2 separate regions of the Homo sapiens genome follow, and region 2 is linked to region 1. The links are chromatin loops, found by intact Hi-C in ENCODE. Cell type or tissue: PC-3. All regions are shown on one strand. Links, peaks and the distances in the headings refer to the core of each region. The heading gives the core; the rest is flanking DNA. Region 1 overlaps MAGI2 (membrane associated guanylate kinase, WW and PDZ domain containing 2). Region 2 overlaps MAGI2 (membrane associated guanylate kinase, WW and PDZ domain containing 2).

Region 1 (5,392 bases), core at 169-5,168:
TGTATGTATGCAAATGATTCTGGTAACGTTCCAATTGAACATTAACTGAAACTATTGATCTTCTTAAACCAGAACTAACATTAATTGAAACTATTGATCTTCTTAAATCAGAGCTAAGTTCTCAAAGATAACCTATTGAAATCGAATAATTTTAACTATTTGGAAAGGAATAATATTTTCATTATGATTTAATGCTCTCATTGTATCTATCACCATTTTTCAATAGAGAAAGAGAATTCTAAGAAAATAAGTCATGAGTAGGAGGATGAAAAATTGGAAGAGGCCAGCATATGCAGTAACTATTAAAAGTATGTGATATGTGGTCTAGTGGGGTGCCCAGGACCATGCCAGACCAATTGAAGTCCCATATTAGGAGCTACATAAGAGGGTAGAGGATATGCCCTGTGGCTTTTGACACATGGATGTCCATTTGTAAGTGTGCAGTAAGGGCCTATGGATTTATTATGGGAATGAGTTGGGCTCTGAAGATTCCAGCTATCATGGAGGAGACTGATAAAGACTATCCTGGCCTACTTCAACCTAACTTTTACCCTATGGCTGACCCTATCATAAAATGTAAAAGCTCAGAGACAAATCACAGCATGTGTTGCTTAAGGACAGGATTCGTTCTGAAAAAATGCATCATTAGGTGATTTCATTATTGTGTGAACATCATCAAGTGCACTTACACAAACCCAGATCATACAACCTACTACACACTTAGGCTATGTGATATAACCTATTGCACCTAGGCTACAAACCTATATAGCATGTTACTGTACTGAATACAATGGGCCATTATAACACAATAATAAGTATTTGTGTATCTAATATAGATAAAGATACAAAGATACAGTAAAAATATGGTATTATAACCTTATGGGACCACCTTCTGATCTGTGTGATCCATTGTTGACTGAAAATTGATTATGCAGCACATGAATGTATATCAGGTAGCATGCTTTTGCATGGAAGTAGCCAAAGAAACAACTAAAATAATCTAAACAGCAAGCATATGTATTAATAGATAATAAGAAGTGCAAAATTAGGTAGTTCCATTAAGAAGTCAAAACCTTTCTTTATGTATATGTTTAAGAACAAAGAAATTTTCCCAGAGCCTCTTAGCAGACTTCCTCTCTTGTCTTATTGGCCATAATTGCATCACATATTCCACCTGAACTAATTACTAGTAGAAGGAATTAGACTACCATGATCGGATTTGGTCAGTCATTACTGGTGCTGGTGCCTATCCTCTCTGAAGATTAAGGTCCCTCAGAGGATGGTAAACAAAATCTAGATTCCATTAGTAATGAAGATAAAGGAGTGGAAGTGAGTAATGGTTGTTAGGTAGTTACAAAGCAATGAATGCTATGCAAACTTAAATAAATCATAGTCACCACTTGGACACGCAAAGAATGCTTTCTGCTTTATTATTGTTTGAGAAATTGAAATCTGAGGGCTTATCATTTTTTAAAAAATGTCAATGTTTCATGCATTTATATGTCCTCTGTGACATTTACACCTCCAAATGACTTTTAAAATCTGTGTATTAGAAAGAGTTTAAAGTTAAGCCCTATCCTCTTGGATTCTTAAAATTTCTGAACCCTGAGGGAACATAATCCTACAGATTTCTTGGCTTCAAGATTCAAAAGCAAAAGCACATATGATTATATTTAAGAGGCTGCATTTCACTAGGATTACAAAAATCAGTAGCATATTTAAGCTTCATGTTACAGAAAATAGAACATGTTCAGCCATTTGATCACATCTGGCATTCTTTCAAGCATATGCCTCTTAGAGTGCAGTAACCTAGAATTGCCTTTTGTCCTTCCCAGCTTTAGATCTACATTTGTAAAGTGTTATATATCAAAAAATTAACTTCTAGTCAGAAGTTTGTAGTTGAATCCTCATTCTACTGCTCAACTAGCTGTTAAACCTCTACAATGTACTTAGATTTCTGGAAACTCAACTGCCTCAATTTGCCTGAAATACCCTTGGTTTTAAAAATACATTAAAATAAAACTTTTATCTATATAAGATCATCTTTCTGAATGCCAGGTCTTTAAGCCACCTTGCCCAACGTTTCTTTCATGCCTGAGAGACTCTTCTAATGAGCACAGTAAGGGTTCTCCTCCTTATGATTTTTTTCTATTCCCTTGTCTTCTTTTGTTCTTTTCTCTGCTTTTTGTTATGTCTTGGCTTAAAAGATGTAGTAGATACATTAATTTGAAAATTATTTTCCAAATCACCTGCAGATATGTTCTTAAGCTTCATTAACTCTCTAACTTTTTTCCTGCAGAAAACAACAACAAAAACAACAGTATAAAATCAGCTTCGTTTCTTCTCCATCCTCAGCAGCAGTTATTTGCTCCAAGGATGTAGATGAGAAGCTATTTCCAAAGCCATCACAGCCCGCAAGTAAAAACCGTTTGTAATTCTCATCTGGAGGCTATAAACGCAAGCAAGCCTGCCGCAGCTCTCTTCAGTTGCTGACAGTCTAATTTTGAATGTTCTGCCACCAGAGGGAACTGGAGTTGTAAGATTTTACAATGCCTCACAAGTGCTGTATATACCTAATGAAATATGGGTTGCTTAATGAGACGAATGCTGTTAAACTTGGAAATTTTCACATAAAATTTTCAGAGGGATTAATTGTATTAAATATCTCTAGAGCTGTTATTAGTCATTTTATTGGAAAGAGATCTTTTCATTGATCCCTTTTCTTCACACAGATTTCTAAATTTCTATAAAATTCTGTAATATTCATCCATGAAAAGATTTATAGTGGAAATAATTGGTAGGAATCATGAAAAGGTAAAAATCTCACAGGAATGATAAAAGTTATATATATAGTATAATTTTCAATTAAAAGTGGGAAGCTGATTAATTTTTAAATATTCTTTCAAGATTTAGACAATTCTCTAACTCTGTTTCATATTATAGAGTGAAGAAGTTATATAGTATGTAAAACTTGCAAGAATATGACTAGCTGAAATGATACTGCCATGGATCTATTGAAGATAACTATATTTGGAACACATCAAGCATTCTGATTTAGTATAGCAATAAAGATAAATCTACTTTTTCCATAACTTCATTTTACCCAGACGTCCTTTGAAAGATGTCTGCAGTAAAATGTCCACCTCTTAATATGCAGTGATGACTCAGCAATTTTTCTTATGCTCTATTTTTTTTGTAGTATTGCAGACTTTTGCCCTCTCTTTTTTTTCTTCTAAACTTAGTGTTTTACTTTGTTTTGGCTTTGTTTTTAATATGTAATAGCAGCATCAAGCAGACTGTATGAAAAACATAAAGATCGCTTTTCAGATATAAAAGCATCATAAAGTTGTACATCAAAGCCAGCTTTTTTCTTATTTTACAAATATCTCTCAGTGTGTGTCCCAGAATTGTCTCAGGATTACTGGCAGCAGCATCACCAGGAGCTACTGGTTAATATTCAGATTTCTAGCTTCAACCCTAGATCTATTGACTCTGCATTATGAATATCCAGCCTTCACATGGTTCTCATGCACACCAAAGTTTAAGAATTACTTTTCTGGAAAATGTATGTAGTCCCTGATAATTTAACTTCTTGAACATTATCTATGCCTAACTCTTGGTTATCAGCATTTTCATGGTCAGTACATGTTATCTTCTTTCAGCTCATGCATTTCATATTCTCTGGTCATGTTTATGTGGATGACTCCCAAGTGACTCTCTAGACAGACATGTCACTTATTTGAAACAGTTAGGTTATGCTCCCTTGGAAAATTCATTCTGCAGGCAAACCTTATATCATTCTTTTTTTTTTTTTTTTTTTTTTTTTTTTTTTTTTTTTTTCAGAGACAGAGTCTTGCTCTGTCACCCAGGCTGGAGTATGGTGGCATGATCATAGCTCACTGCAGCCTTGAACTCCTGAGATCAAGCTATCCTCCTACCTCAACCTACCAAGTAGCTAGGACTACAGGTTCGCACCACCATGCCTGGCTATGTTTGTAAAATTTGTGTAGAGGTGTGATCTTGCCGTGTTCCTTAGGCTGGTCTTAGCTGGCTGCAAGTGATCCTCCCCATCTGCCTTCCAAAATACTGGGGTTACAGGCATAAGTCATGGCTCCCAGACCCAAACCTTGTTTTATTCTTTATTGTGTCTTCTTGAGTCATCTTTTGCCACCAGTTTGTGTTAAATAAATTTAAAAAAATGTATTGCTGCATCAATTTCCCAACAAGTAATCTTATTCCCTTACTCCCTGACTTCCAATACATGCTACATGGAAAATCTTCCGAAAACTTCCTGTCATCTGTTATATTTTCCCTTTACAAGGACTTTTTGATACCTCTTACATCCTAGATTCCATTGGACTTGGATAGGTATCTTTATATCTCCTACATACAATATCAACCCTACCACCTGGTTGTCAAGTTATTCTTCCAACTCACACACTTCCTTTTTCCAACTGTTATCTTTGCTTTGCCCTCTCATTGTCCTTTACAAGTGTCTGATCAAATCTCTACAAAGAATAGATAAATCCCCAGTGCTCCCAGAAAGTCTTCTCTACGTCATCTCTGTTAGGTCATGTTAAATGTTCACATGTGCCTCTGTATCTTCCTAACTCTGCTTTTAACACAGAGACCAAGACTTATTATATTTTTGAACATCCTACATCATGTAGCTATGTACTAAATCTACAGAAATTGCTCAACATTGGTTGATTATTTTAGGTGATGCTAAAAAAATAAAAAATAAATAAATAAAAAAGACCTCCTCCTAGTTTCCTTTATATTCCAGACTACAGATAGAAATATATGCATTCAATGTCATCACTTTAATTATAATATTGGTTGCATTTATTTGACACTGTTGATATCTTTAGTAAAGCTTAAATCACTGCCTTCTAATATTTTCTCATTAAAAATTAGTTTTGTGACAAATTAAGCTGCAAACATTGTAAATTTTATGTTATGGTAAATGTCACGTAATTTGAACTGAAGAAGTTAAATCAAATGTGCTTTTTTGGCTTGAAAGGACTATTGACTTACTTAGTGAGAAAAACAGATGCCCTACTGGAGGACAATAATGTTCAAAATAATCCACTTCTTTGAGATCGGGTCTTGCTCTGTTGCCGAGGCTGGAGTGCCGTAGCTCAATCAGGGCTCACTGCAGGTTTGACCTCCTGGGCTCAAGTGATTCTCCCACTTGGGCCTTTCAAAGTGCTGGGATTACAGGCGTGAGCCACCACCCAGCCATAACCCACTTTTGACAAATTGATTATATCCTTTCAGAGGAAGGGTGGCTTGGTTTGCAGTGACACACAGCAGTCCCCACGTCTCTTCTAGGGCTCTGTCCAGGCTACACATGTATTTCTCTTGCTTAGTAATGACAATAGGGAGTATG
Region 2 (5,392 bases), core at 268-5,267, 690 kb after region 1:
TTTTTTCTCAGAAATAAAAGTGACCCCAAATCCTAGCAATATCCCCACCTTTGGAACTACTTTAGGGAAAGGAAAGTAAATTACATTGCTCCAATAGGGCATCTCAAGAGTTTTCTTTATTTTATATGGTTAACCTGTAGTAGAATCAGTCACCACAGTTTTTCCCCTTTGGTTTAAGTACCACACAGACCAATACAAAAGGTATTTCCTAGAGGAAAGAGAGAAAAGGTAAGTGGCTTGAATGGTTTTCCTGTGGCTTCTGCAGTGACAACCCACGTGACTAGCAAAAAGCATTTGTACTGATTTTAGTTATAAGGAAAACCAACCATGATAAGCAATAGGAGCATTGATTTTTAGGTGTACTTATCTGGTCTTTCCCTTTTATGTTTTAGGTTTTTATATTTTAGTTTATTCACAGCCAGCACACCTACATTGCTATTCCGCAAATGCCTGAAGCTAAATGTGAAAAATTTTCCCAATGTCCTGGGATCACCAAGGGACAAAGCTGTGGAATTTGTAAAGATGACCCAAGCTCCTGGAGTTATGCCAGTCATCCTTGATGAGACTGGAGATCAGCTCCAGGACCAAACTGTTCTTTTGAAACCCTCCACACCAGAGGTCACAAGAAGCCAATCTCCTAGCATGGAGAAGAAGGCAGAATTAGCGTTCCAGGGCACTCAGCTCCTCAGTGACTTGTGCTTGGATGGCTGAAGCTTCAAATTGCTATGCTAAATACATCAAGTAATTCACATAGGTAATAAATTTAGGAACACAACAGTCTTCCTGCAAAACTACTCCCTCTTCTGCCTCTCCCTAAGAAAGAAAAATATAATTTCAACTTTGTCTTCTCTCTTTAAATTGTTCATCATTGCTTTAGGGTACACAAGCAAATGTTTGTTTTATTCCTGATCTCAATTTACACTGTTTTCTGAACTCCAGTTTCATAGCAGTTTGTCAATATTATCTTTCCAAAGGAACCAAGCAAACTGCCAGAATGCATTTCTAATGGCCTCCTGGTGGTAATTAAAATGTCATTTTTGAAATAATAACCTGCTTGTTGTACCTGACTTGAAGTAACTGCTCAGTTTTACTTAGACTGCATTACTCTTTCCATATTGAAGACCTATATTTAAAGTAATCAAAGAATGCTATATTTCTTGAAGTGTAATAAAACCCCAGCAAATTTGACATGTACCCTTTCTACCATGGCTACGTGCATGGAGCATTTGCAATGCAATTTAGATCACACCTGGTATTGCTTCTCGGCCTTTTGGCTAAGATCAAGTGTAGATCACACCTGGTATCTTTGGGGCTCTATTCTTCCCTGCCACACCTCTCACTCACGGAATTAGGGTCGGAAAGCAGATTCAACAAATTATCTTAATATGACCATCAGGAAAATCTCCTCATCCTAATCATAGAGTGGAGTGGTAATATAGGATAGCAGTTGTTTGAGAGGAAATATGGCATAGCAGTTATGTGCATAGACTCCAGAGCCAGGCTGGCTGGGTCCAAATCCCAAATCCATCACTTATCAACCATGTACATTCTGGACAAGCTGTTTAGCTTCTCTGTGTTCAGTTTATCTGCAAGATATTGAGAATGGTACCTCCCTCACTGGGGTTTTGTGAGTTAATTTATGTAAAATTCTTACATTAGTTAGTGCCTGCCACATAATCAGCACCGTGTAAGTGTGAAACATGATGGTGGTGATGGTGATGATGATGATGATGAAACGTAGATTTGCTTGGTGAATTTTTGAGTATCTACTTCAAAACATTTATGGCCAGACCGTAAAATTATCAGGAAACAGCTCTGTGATAGGCTAGGAGTTTGGGAATACAATAGCAATTCTTTTTGAGATAAACCACATAGGAATCCTGGTTTAAGAAATCACTGGTGTGGCCTTCTGGACTGAGCCCTTTCCTGATAGTTAAGAAGCTTGGGAATTCCTACTTGTTCAGTTCCTGACAGTGGGCAAGTCATTTCTCCCCTTGAACCTCTATTTCTTTATTTGTAAAATGAAGATAGTGTATTAGATGAATTCGGAGGTGCTTTTCAGCTCTAAAATCCTATCTTTTTAATCAGCTGTTTGTAAATCTGATCACATTTGGAGCACACTGGGAAAAACTTGCCACTTTAAAAAGTACAATGTGACAACTGGGAAAGTGCTTTATTATGGCAAATTCTCCCTGTTGATTCTAGCTTGTTAATGTGGCTGCTCAAAACCCAAGTTTATTCACAGCCAGCACACCTACATTGCTATTCCACAAATGCCTGAAGCTGGAAGTAAGAGGCTCTGATAGGAGCTCAGCCAGTCATCTGCACCAAGCCCACAGTCCTCTCTGGGTTGGGCATGAATGCACCTGAGTGGTGCAAGTTGTTTGAGACTGACTTGGCAGCCTTCACTCTCGGAAGGTTGCCTGGTTTCTAACTTCCATTTGCACATATGTTATCTGCCTCTGCCTCCTACTGAACAGCCATCTACCCCTCCCCCTGCCACACACTGGCTTGTAATAACTATGCATATTTCACATCACCCAAATGATTTTGAAGTTATTAATTATATTAAATTGTCTCCTGGGGAGAACCCATACACATACACACCAATTCATGCTTTGAAGGTAAACATTAAATTTTTCTGTGCCAAAGAAAATGAAAAGGGAAGAAATACGATAATTGAGATGAAATCTTCCTCCAGTTAATTGTCACATAACAAAGATGATAAAGTGTCGGGTGGAGAGAAAAGAGGGCTAACGTTGAACAAGCACCTATTCTGGGAGGCCTGTGACACTCGATGTTGTTCAGCAATGTTTTATTTCATCATTAGAGGATATGCATTGTATTCCCTACTTTACTTTTTTTCCCAAAAAGTTTCACAAAGATTCCTTGTCTAGAGTCACACACAGCCAGTAAACAGCTGGCATTCTGGAATGTGACATTACCAGAGGACACTTCACTATGCTTTCTGGAGGTCTTCAAGACATCCATCTTGTAATTCTTTTAAATTCCATTTTGTTCATCTGTAACCAATGTAATGAATACCCATTTTATTTATACCTTTATGAACATACGATTATAAATTCTGAATCTTTATAAGAAGAGATGTCATATTTGTTGGTAAAATTGCCTTGAATTTACCATATTCTTATGATTTAAGGTTGGAGAAAGGTTTTATGTGCTACGGCCGAGTATTTGCTCTCTACAGTTGAAATCCAGACAAAATGTGGAGGATGATACATGACATTAGCCAGTAAAATGTAATCAAATGGCACGAGCGTCATCTACTGGTTGGGTTGTCCCACCTCAGAAACACTCAGTTGGACTGTATAAAGTGATTAAATTTTGTTTGCAAATGCAATCCAGAAAAATATATCCACTTCAGATACCTTTTTAAAAAACAATAACTGAAACAGATACTATTAACTGGAAATCTACAGACAAATAGGACAAAATGAACCACTTTTTTTTAATGAACTGCATTTAGATGAATAAGTTAACTTAAATATAACTAGCAATTTGCAAACAACAAATAGCTGTAAGTGCTCTGTGATTCTTTGGTAGCTTCCCCTCACTCCTCATTAGACAGTGATGAAAGCCCTGGTAAAAATTCTTAGCCAGAACACCCATTAGGGTGACTATTATCAAAAGAGAAAAAAAGGGGGGATAAGGAAAGGAAAAATAATAAGGTGAGGGTATGGAGAAGTTGGAACTCTTGTACATTTCTGGTGAGAATATAAAATGGTGCAGCTGCTATGGAAAACAGTATAGTGGTTCCTCAAAATATCAAAAATAGAACTGTCAAACAATCCAGCAATTTCACTTCTGGGTATATACCCAAAAAAATTGAAAGCAGGATTTTGAAGAGACATTTGTAAAACCCCCGTGTTCATAGCAGCATTATTTACAATAGCCAAAAGGTGGAAGCAACCCAAATGTTCATCAGTGAATGAACAGATAAACAAAATGTGGTATATACATACAATGGAATATTGTTCAGCCTTAAAAAAGTAAGGAAATTCTGAAAAATGCTACAACATGGATGAACATTGAAGACATTATACTTAGTGAAAAAGGCGAGTCACAAAAGGACAAATACTGTATGATTCTACTTATGTCAACTACGTAGAGTGGTCAGATTCATAGACAGAATATAGAAGGGTGGTTGTGAGGACTGCAGGGAGAGAAGAATGGAGAGTTCTGGTTTGATTCGTATAGTTTGAGTCTGGGAAGATGAAGAAGGTTCTGGAGATGGGTGGTGGTGATGGTTGCACAACAATGGGAGTGTACTTAATGTCACTGAATAGTATACTTAAAAACAATATGGCAAATTCTTTGTTATGCATATTTTATCATCTGAAAAAAAGGTGGAAGTTGGGCAGGAGAGAAGAACATAACAGATTGTGTTAGTTCAGTCTGCCTTATTGCCCAGACTTGAATTTACCCATGTTAAAACTTTGAGCCTTTTCTTCTTCTTATATAAAATGTTAATCATAGGGAGAGAATCACAGTTATTTGAAAGGATCAAATAAATTCTTAGATGTTATGGGTGGGGGTGTTTGGGGGGGACTCTTAGCTGGAACTCCTGCTCTAAGTCCACAGTCTTTTCTACTTTTCTAGTTATCACAGCTAAGCTAGCCAAAGTTCCTTCCTTGTCAGTTCTGAGACACTAATTGCATAGAGTTCTTCAGTTATCCAGAGAGGGAGGAAACTAACATTGCTGAATGCTGAAGATGTGCAAGTGTTGCAACAATGATCTACTTACGCAATCTCTCAGCTGTAGAGCACGCTACGCTATTCCCATTTTGCTAATCAGGTAACAGGTTGAGAAAGACAACCATGATTATACAATTTGGTGCACTCGGTCATCATTTAATGCAGGTAATACAGCCAGTATATGAGTCTACTTTGTCTACCTAAAATAGAAAGGAGAGGGTAAAGGAGACAGAATGTTATCACGAATTGAGCTCCTGTGGTGTATTGATTACTGGTTCAGATTTCCCAGACTTGCCATTCTCTGGGGTTCATCTACGTGATCTCCATAAAGGTGATCATCTTCATGAAGTTAGCAGTTGCTTACATCTGATCATGCAAGACTGTAAAGTAACCCCACCCTCTCAGTTCCCTTTCATGTATTCCCATTCCCTTCCCAAAGTATTTCTGATATGTGGTGTCACATCTATGCTCTCCAACCAGTGAAGTCAGCTATAGGGTGCCTGCTAGACATAATGCTGCCATTGCTTCCCCTGGGCACCTCTTGTTATCACTGCCATTGCCTTTGCTGTTTGTCTTCCAGCTGCCATGGCACTACCAGCCACCAGCCACCCTTCACAGGTGCTGCTCTCTCAGCTGCACATTGCCACTGGTTTTAAATACCCCTTCTTCTTTCACT

What was found. Hi-C counts contacts between places; a loop is a spot of excess contacts. Peaks named below come from ENCODE experiments on the same cell type or tissue, not always from the same donor. Only the 100,000 strongest peaks of a DNase experiment are listed, where the experiment ranks them.
Region 2: a loop joins it to region 1, with 20 times the contacts of the local background. A loop is called at or near these places in 3 of 110 quality-filtered maps.

The regions. Positions count from the first base shown.
Region 1 is chr7:79,279,375-79,284,766 of GRCh38, reverse strand. All of the region lies in intron 1 of MAGI2 (membrane associated guanylate kinase, WW and PDZ domain containing 2), which reads left to right. Among named protein-coding and RNA genes, the nearest start is that of MAGI2-AS3, 170 kb to the left of the region's middle. In PC-3, for the core only: a CTCF peak has its summit at 2,511 (motif pointing right); DNase peaks (open chromatin) are centred at 1,346 and 2,506; H3K4me3 peaks cover 1,374 bases; H3K27ac peaks cover 1,897 bases.
Region 2 is chr7:78,585,531-78,590,922 of GRCh38, reverse strand. All of the region lies in intron 3 of MAGI2 (membrane associated guanylate kinase, WW and PDZ domain containing 2), which reads left to right. Among named protein-coding and RNA genes, the nearest start is that of MAGI2-AS2, 420 kb to the left of the region's middle. In PC-3, for the core only: a CTCF peak has its summit at 3,286 (motif pointing left); a DNase peak (open chromatin) is centred at 3,272.